Regions from separate parts of the Homo sapiens genome. Here all the other regions are linked to region 3. A link is a loop called in an ENCODE intact Hi-C map of the cell type or tissue named here. Cell type or tissue: heart right ventricle. All regions are shown on one strand. Region 1 overlaps LONP2 (lon peptidase 2, peroxisomal). Region 2 overlaps LONP2 (lon peptidase 2, peroxisomal). Region 3 overlaps N4BP1 (NEDD4 binding protein 1).

Region 1 (2,500 bases), 260 kb before region 3:
TTTCAAAATAGCATGGCTATCTTGCACTTCCTGATTTTTTTTTTTTTTAGTTTTTGTCATTTTCTATAGATGCCCCCCAACAGGAGGTGAAGATTTTACCTTTTTTCTTCCGTTGTCCCCACTGTATCATTTTTATACCTTAGATCTCGCAATAAGAATTTTTTTCTTGTTTTTTTGTTGTTTTTTTCTTGTGAATACTAATACATCCATATTAGTATTTACATTATTATGATTATGTAAATGCTTTTCACAGCAGGAGCCACATGGTAAACTGTGATCACTTTTCCTGTTCCTATTTTTGTTTTTCTCTACTTTTTAAGAATATTTTCAGAGTTAGCTGTCTTGTTTCTTTTGTTTACTTTTTCACCAATCGTCTAATTCTGTCAAGACCTTCAGACACTTTAGGTGTTCTATCCATTTTATCTTCTTAAGCGTCCGGTCTGAACTGGTTGTTTTTGACATCCGGTTTTATGGCTTCCTTCCTAGGTTCTCCCTTCACCTCTCACCATGTTGGATTTCCTGTCTCCTGTATTCCATTTCTTGCTCTTTCTTGGTCCATTCCCTCATTTTTGTGGTGTTAACTCCCTGATAGTTTCCTGAGAAAGCTTGCATGAGTGGTAAATGTTTTAGACTTTGCATATCTGAAAATGTCTTTATGTTTCCCTCATACTTGATTAGTAATTTGAGTAAAGAATTCTGGTTGGAAATAATTTTTCTATAGAATTGTACTTTGCCTCCATTTTACTTCACTTTCCCATTTCCAGTGTTGCTGTTGGTAAAACTGATTCCATTCAGTTCCTATCCTTGCAGACCTGCTTTACCCTGAAAACTTTCAGGTTCTTCCCTTTATCCTGGGATTCTGAAATTTCCTAATAATCTGCCTTGGCATGGGTTTCTTTTCATGCATTTTTGCTCATTCTTTCTTTGAATTCTTCCTGTTCTTTGGTTCTAAAATTTTTCTTAAATTCTTTTATTGATGACTTTTCCCCTTTATTTTTTGGAACTCCCATGACTTGGATATTATGTTTCAGACTTATCTTTTCTCTCCTATTAGTCTCCACTTTTATGTTTTGCTCTACTTTCTGTGCAGACTTTCTCAGATTTATCTTTTAAAAACCCTCTGAATTTATTATTTCAAAAACTTTCTCTGCATGTTCTTTTATAGTATCCTGTTCTTGTTACATAGTTGTAATATATCTTATCTCCATGAGAAAGATACTTATAGATATATTTTAAAATTTTACTTCTCTGACCACTTGGTATATTAAAAAGAAAAAGAAAAAAATTACTTCTCTTTAAGCTGCTTTTATCTGTTTATTATATATTTCTTTTAGTCTCTTTTATATTAGAGTCTTTCATTAGATATCTGGACATTTTTGTTTGTGTGTTTATATTTAATAGTAAGGGACAAAAAGGCTGATTGGAGGCTATGAGCATAGGAGTGGGGCTTATCAACAGTGAGTTCCACAATAGAGTCAGCTGGCTGTGCTGTTTGGTTGAGGAATCTTCTACTCAATAGCTTTAAGTCTTCCTTCTTAGGATGGTCAGATTCCTCAGAGAAGACTTCCTGTCTCTTGCCTTGAGAATGAAGGCCTGGCTGCCATCATTCTGGGAACCAAGCAGGGGAAGAATGATTGGGGTCGGGGGTATCACTGCATTCAGCATCCGTGTATATGCATTCACCTGAGCTCTTGTTTTCAGCATAGTATATGTTCTTATCAGCTGTGCCCAGGGTCCCCTGTGCAGAGAACCACTGTTTTATGTTCTTAAGAAAATAAACTTCCAGTGTTTTGCTGGGGTGGGGGAGGGGATCTGGGATCTGACTGCTTCCTAAATTTATTTCAGCCAGTCCTCCTTATTTTAGCACATCAGCCCCTCCTCCCTTTTACCCTTGCTTAAAATATTATTAATGCAAATTGATTTGTAAAATTGAGGAAAACTTACTTTGTGAAAGTTTTTATTTTTTTCTTGTTTATTTCTGTGCTTTGAGCTGCCTCGTGCTTCCTGTTTTTTTTCTGTTTTTGTGATCTTAGAACAGGATGGCCTGGGACATGTGTCTTATTAAGCAGGAGACCATACATTCTGGTTTGCTTGGCACATTCCCAGTTTATGCCTAATATTAATTGCACTCTTTTTTAGTCTCAGAAGTGGGTTTTGTTTGGACGATAAAAAAGTACAGTTACCTTACTTAAAAGCCCTGGTATTTGGAGGTAAGGGTTTGATTTGGTTCAGTTTTGCTACTTTTTATTGTAAGATCATTACCTTCTGGCTCCATAACTGGTTCTTTTTACTATGAAGAGTAAAATAGTGAACATTATTTAAGATTTTAGTAGTTTCTTATATAATATCTTTAGACTTTCAGTTTAATTTATATTGGGACATTTTTTCAGGTTATCTGACAGATTCTCCCATTAGACACTTACAGTTATCCTGTTGAAAATAATTTTAGAGTATTCCCCTGACACTTAAATTTTTTCAACAACTGTTTTGAAGCAAGTTC
Region 2 (2,500 bases), 270 kb before region 3:
GTTTGAGCCTAACAGTTTGAGACCAGCCGGGGCAACATAGGGAAACACTTTTGTCTCTACAAAATTTATATTTAAATTTTTTAATTTTAAATTTTAATTTTTGTCTCCACAAAAATTAAAAAATTATGCAGGCACAGTGGCATGCACCTGTGGTCCCAGCTACTCAGGAGGCTGAGATGGGAGAATCATTTAGGCCTGGGAAGGTCCAGGCTGCAGTAAGCCATGATTGTCCCACTGCACGCCAGCCTGGAGACAGAGACATTATCTCAAACAAACAAACAAACAAACAACAACAAAACTGTTTCTGATTAATCTGACATTATTAGAATCAGATTTGCATGTTGCATTCATTGTTCTCACTGGTCTCTTTGTTGATCTGATGGAAATTGCCTTGGGAAAGCATGAATTTACATTTCGTGGTTTAAGGGATTCATAGCAATTGTAAGTTGTGAGAAAACATACCTATAGTGTATGTGTTAAAGAACATGTTTAAATGTAGGAACCATGAACTGCTTATAAAAGAATATGATGCTTTTTTAATATCTTGTTTTCTATGTGCCTTATTCAAAGGGATCCCTATCCATAGACAGGGATGGGAAACTGTTTCAGAAACTTTTCTATAAGAAATGGTTATTTTTATTCTCTTTTATTTGCTCACTTAAAATTCTTACGCATTTAAAAAGTATCATTACTGGCCTTGTGTAGTAGCTCATGCCTGTAATCCCAGCACTTTGGGAGGCCAAGGCAGGCAGTTGCTTGAGCTCAGGAGTTCAAGAACAGCCTGGGCAACTTGGTGACACCCCATCTCTAAAAAAATAATAATAATAAATTTTAAAAAAGACTCATCACAAGATTTTAGTAAATAAACAATGAGGCGTGCAGATCAGAGTAGAGAATTGATTTGGGTGATTTCTTCTGGCAATTTCAAAAGATATTTTTGTTGCCTAGACTTCTTATTCTTGCATGTACCACTAGAGGCTATAGTTTGCTTTCGTAAAGGAATTGGCATTTCTCTTGGACCAAACTCAAAGAAGCTGCGTCTAGGGCCTAAATCTTCTAATTTTAGCTACAGAGTAAGTATTTGATGGCATTTAGAGAGTGAGTTCGTGGAATTAATGCTATGTGAAATTGACATCATAAGCACGTGACATGTAGGTAATTTGTTCTTATTTCTTTTCACATTGGTATTGATTATTTGATAAGGCTTGGAAAGCACTTATTCAATACCTGACACACAGTGAGCATTCACTAAAAATTAGCTTTAACCATTATTTAAATTCTATTAATAAATTCTCAGGAGGACAAATTTAGATTTACAAGCTTCAGTATGAGTTTTTATAAATTTCAATCTGATTTTTTAATTGCCTTCTAAAATATTTATCCTATTCTCAGCATTATTACTTAATTTATACGGCAGAATTATGGGAAAATGCATTTTTCTGTTGCCTACTAATGGACAGTGTATAGTGTCATGGTTCTCACCACTTACAAACATCACTGGATTAAAATAAATCTCTATTTTAAATCCTTACTGACATATAAAATTTGTTCTTTTTTTCAAGTGAATATGCTTTTGTGTATGTGACTGTATTAAGAAAATTGAGTCTGAAGAAAATAAGAATTGACTTTATGGGTCTTTTGTAAAAGGAGGTTGTGTTACAATCACCATTGCCTAAAATATTTGTAAATATAACCTTTTTAGAAACGTATATATGGAGGCTGTGATTGTTGCCGAGTAAAAAGTATAAGGATTTGTTTTGTGAATCATTCTATTCAGCCTGATTTTAGATACACCTTGCTGGTAAGTGTTACTTAGCCATCAGTGTACCAGATGTTTGATTAACTACTATAGCAACCTGCCCTTGTGCTGTTGGGGACATATTACCCATCTACCCCGTGAATTATTAAAGCCTGGTGAAAAATTTTATTTCAAACCCTGTTTGGAAGCACGTGGAGAGTAGTGGGGTTCAGTTGTTGAGGAAAGGGTGAGGGCAGAGCATGCACTTAGGTCAGTTATGAATTGAAGGTGAATAGGAGGAGGAGAGAAAGAACAACCGACAATTCCAGCACAACCATGGGTGTGCCTGGGGGAACATGTGGTTCCATGTGACAGTTGAGGCATTTGGGAGACAACCCAGGTCTTGACGTTTGAGTACCGGTCACATGCTCACAGTTAGAGTTCATGAAAAGTTTTGTTTTTCCTCAGCCTTTGAGTAGGCACCACTGTTCCGCAGCCTTAGAATAGCCAAGGAAAAAGAAAGCCAGGGAAAAAGAAAGCTGCTTTGTTATTGTCCTTGCTTATCCTCTCGATTTTGCCACTCACTCTCCCTGTTTTCCCATGTGTGGAACACTTTCCTTTTGCTAAAAGTACCTGCGTATGAGAAGAAGGATGCCGATAAGTTGGGGATTGATTTTAAAAACAAGCAAAGATATGTTTTTTATGGTTAAATGATAATGAGGTGGGAGATGGGGAAGCAAAAGAGAGGCTTGCCTTAATATT
Region 3 (2,500 bases):
TACAGAACTCAAACATCAAAGGTCAAGTAGCTTCTAGCCAGGAAAAGTGGTGGCCCCCTCAGCCTAGCCAGCACCAACCAGCATGGGTGGAGACTCAGCCTGGCAGTAAGGGCATTTCCTGGGTTTCCTCTGAAGCAGAGGAGAAATAGTGGGTCAGCCAGGCTGCTGGACTGAACCATGAGCCAGAAGGCCAGAATCACTGCAAGACAGCTCCAGCCCGCACACCTCAGTTGTGCTTTTGAAAACAGGTACAAAGCTGAGGCATGGGAGCTGTGACTGAAGTCGCCCTCCTGGCTGGCCTCGTCTTCTACCTCTGCTTCCACAGCTGGGTGACTTGGCCATAGGCCCAAACAATGGACAACCAGTTCCACATTAGGAGGCATCACGGACGCATCTGAGAGGAAACATGATTGAAGGACAAGCTTGGCCTCATGGAGGGCTCTGGATTCATCCCTTGAAGAACGCAGTGATCAAACAAAACCAAGAAGCAGGCCTGGAGGGAGCACTCTGGGATGCCCCCAAGTCCCCTCACCATTTACAAACCAGCACTGAGTTCTCAGCCTCCGCTCCTCAGGACTAGGAGACAAGATCCGGACAGGCAGGACAGGCAGCAAGCCGACTGTGAGCAGCCTGGGGGCGCAGGTGTAAAATACAAAGCCCTTTGAAGGTCCAGACAATAAGAGTAAAGATGTTAAGATTGCCCAGGAAAAGAACTTCACTGACACTGAATTTGGGCAACACCTAGAACAGACAATATTAAGATATCAATTCTGAGAAAGACTCACAGGAAAGGCTGTTTAGGAGGACACTAGAGACAAACACAGGGAAAATAAATACAGGGGCTCTGGGATCCCCCCACAGAAGCTACTAATGCTATTTATTGGCTTGGGTCACTTTTGAGAATAGAAAACCATTTTTTGGCAAAGCTGTACAAACTCCACATCAGGGCGTCTCCTGCAGTTGGGGACACAAGATGGCCACAGTGACCGGGCTCTTCATTAAACTTCCTCATAACCCGCTACGGTGTTCAGAAGCTAAGACGTGACTTCCAGAGCCAGGCCAGGCATGTGGAGGCCCCTGACTGTGGGCGTGTCAAGCCCTGGCTGGGGAGCCTGCTGCCTGCCCGGCCACTCCTCAGCTGTGGCTGTGGCTGTGGGCATGGCCGGACGGCGTGCACACTGGGCCGTCCCCTTTTGCGCAGGGTGGAAGGGGGAAGGAGGGTGGGACTCCATGGGCTCCACGATGTCTTCTAGCCCTGGTATTCTGTGAGACTAACTTCGCCCTGGTCATTCACCATGGCTAGGCACCAAGTGCCATCTAGTGGCACCGCGGGTCCACTTTCACAACACTCCAACCAAAGACTGCAGAACAAACCAACTCTTACCCACTTTAACTCCGGGGGTGAGGGCAGAGGAGGCTGGAAGGGTGAGCACACTTCATGGTAGTGATGGGACATACTCATCTCAAGAAAATATACTTTAAGACGTCTTGCTTTCCTTAAGAAAGCAACACTTTTTTTTTTATTTATTTATAAAGGCTAACCATATCCATTTGTCAATATTTTCGGCTTTAAGGAAAATAGTTTAAAAAACATAAAAAGGTAAATACACTCAAGAGTAACTGCTATTAAACAGTTCTGAACAGGCAGAAAATGTAGACTTTCCTTTAACAGAAAATGTTAAATCTGTAATAGCAGCATAATTTATATATAGAAAAAAGCTGGTTTTGAAAACCCAGATTTATACCCAAAACATTTTTTTTCTGTACAACTGCGTTTACACTGGGAAATAAGTTTCTTCACATTATGTTCATTCCCATCAGGTACAGGTGTGAGCTTGAGTTTGATCAGCCAGCCCTGAGCGCAAGCTCAGCGCTCAGCACAATCTTCAATCCAACACCATGGCAGAAAGCGCATTTAGATCTTTCATGTATGGGTGGGCCACCAAGATCTGGTCTATTTTCAGTCTTTGCTCTGAGTCAGGGAAGATCTTCAGAAGGGCTTCCCTCAGCTCGTTGGTTTCTGCAGAAGATCTCTGAGCTGGCATGGGCAGGTTCTGCTGGAGACTGGGGAGGGCTGGCAGCAGTGGGAAGTGGGGCTGCTGAGGGAGCCAGTGGCTTGAAGGGGCTCCCTGAATCCGGGTCGGAGGCTGGTGGCTGGTGCTGGCTGCCTGGGTGCCAGGGACTCTGAAGCTGGGGTCAAACATGCCCACATTTGGCAGGGCACTGAGTAGGGGCTGCATATCTCTGTGAATGGAAGTGAGTCCTGGTGAGTTGGGTTATAAGTAAACAAAAAATCATAGAGCTATTTTAGAAGGTACCTGCGGCAGGCCTTGAGGCTCAGGATGCCGCTCCCTGGCTTCCAAAGGCAGGATGCAAGACTGAGGTGGAGATGGTGCCATGAGACACCCACAGAGGAGCCTGCGGGGATTTCACTGACATCACCTCAAGGCGTGCCAGGGAATCAATGCGCTCTATGAGGGAGCACCACCCTCCCAGGTCT

What was found. A loop is a pair of places that touch in the nucleus more often than their neighbours do. Peaks named below come from ENCODE experiments on the same cell type or tissue, not always from the same donor. Only the 100,000 strongest peaks of a DNase experiment are listed, where the experiment ranks them.
Region 1: a loop joins it to region 3, with 2.4 times the contacts of the local background. A loop is called at or near these places in 11 of 110 quality-filtered maps.
Region 2: a loop joins it to region 3, with 2.2 times the contacts of the local background. A loop is called at or near these places in 11 of 110 quality-filtered maps.

What each region holds. Positions count from the first base shown.
Region 1 is chr16:48,277,859-48,280,358 of GRCh38, forward strand. All of the region lies in intron 8 of LONP2 (lon peptidase 2, peroxisomal), which reads left to right. Among named protein-coding and RNA genes, the nearest start is that of ABCC11, 32 kb to the left of the region's middle. In heart right ventricle, a CTCF peak has its summit at 1,449; a DNase peak (open chromatin) is centred at 1,725; H3K27ac peaks cover 2,500 bases.
Region 2 is chr16:48,270,908-48,273,407 of GRCh38, forward strand. All of the region lies in intron 7 of LONP2 (lon peptidase 2, peroxisomal), which reads left to right. Among named protein-coding and RNA genes, the nearest start is that of ABCC11, 25 kb to the left of the region's middle. In heart right ventricle, a CTCF peak has its summit at 958; no DNase peak of the experiment used is centred here; H3K27ac peaks cover 2,017 bases.
Region 3 is chr16:48,541,018-48,543,517 of GRCh38, forward strand. It overlaps N4BP1 (NEDD4 binding protein 1), which reads right to left. Exons shown (of 7, transcript NM_153029.4): 7 at 1-2,244. The coding sequence ends at 1,887. Among named protein-coding and RNA genes, the nearest start is that of N4BP1, 68 kb to the right of the region's middle. RefSeq lists enhancers at 604-1,104, 1,105-1,605. In heart right ventricle, a CTCF peak has its summit at 1,318 (motif pointing left); DNase peaks (open chromatin) are centred at 234, 1,124 and 2,254.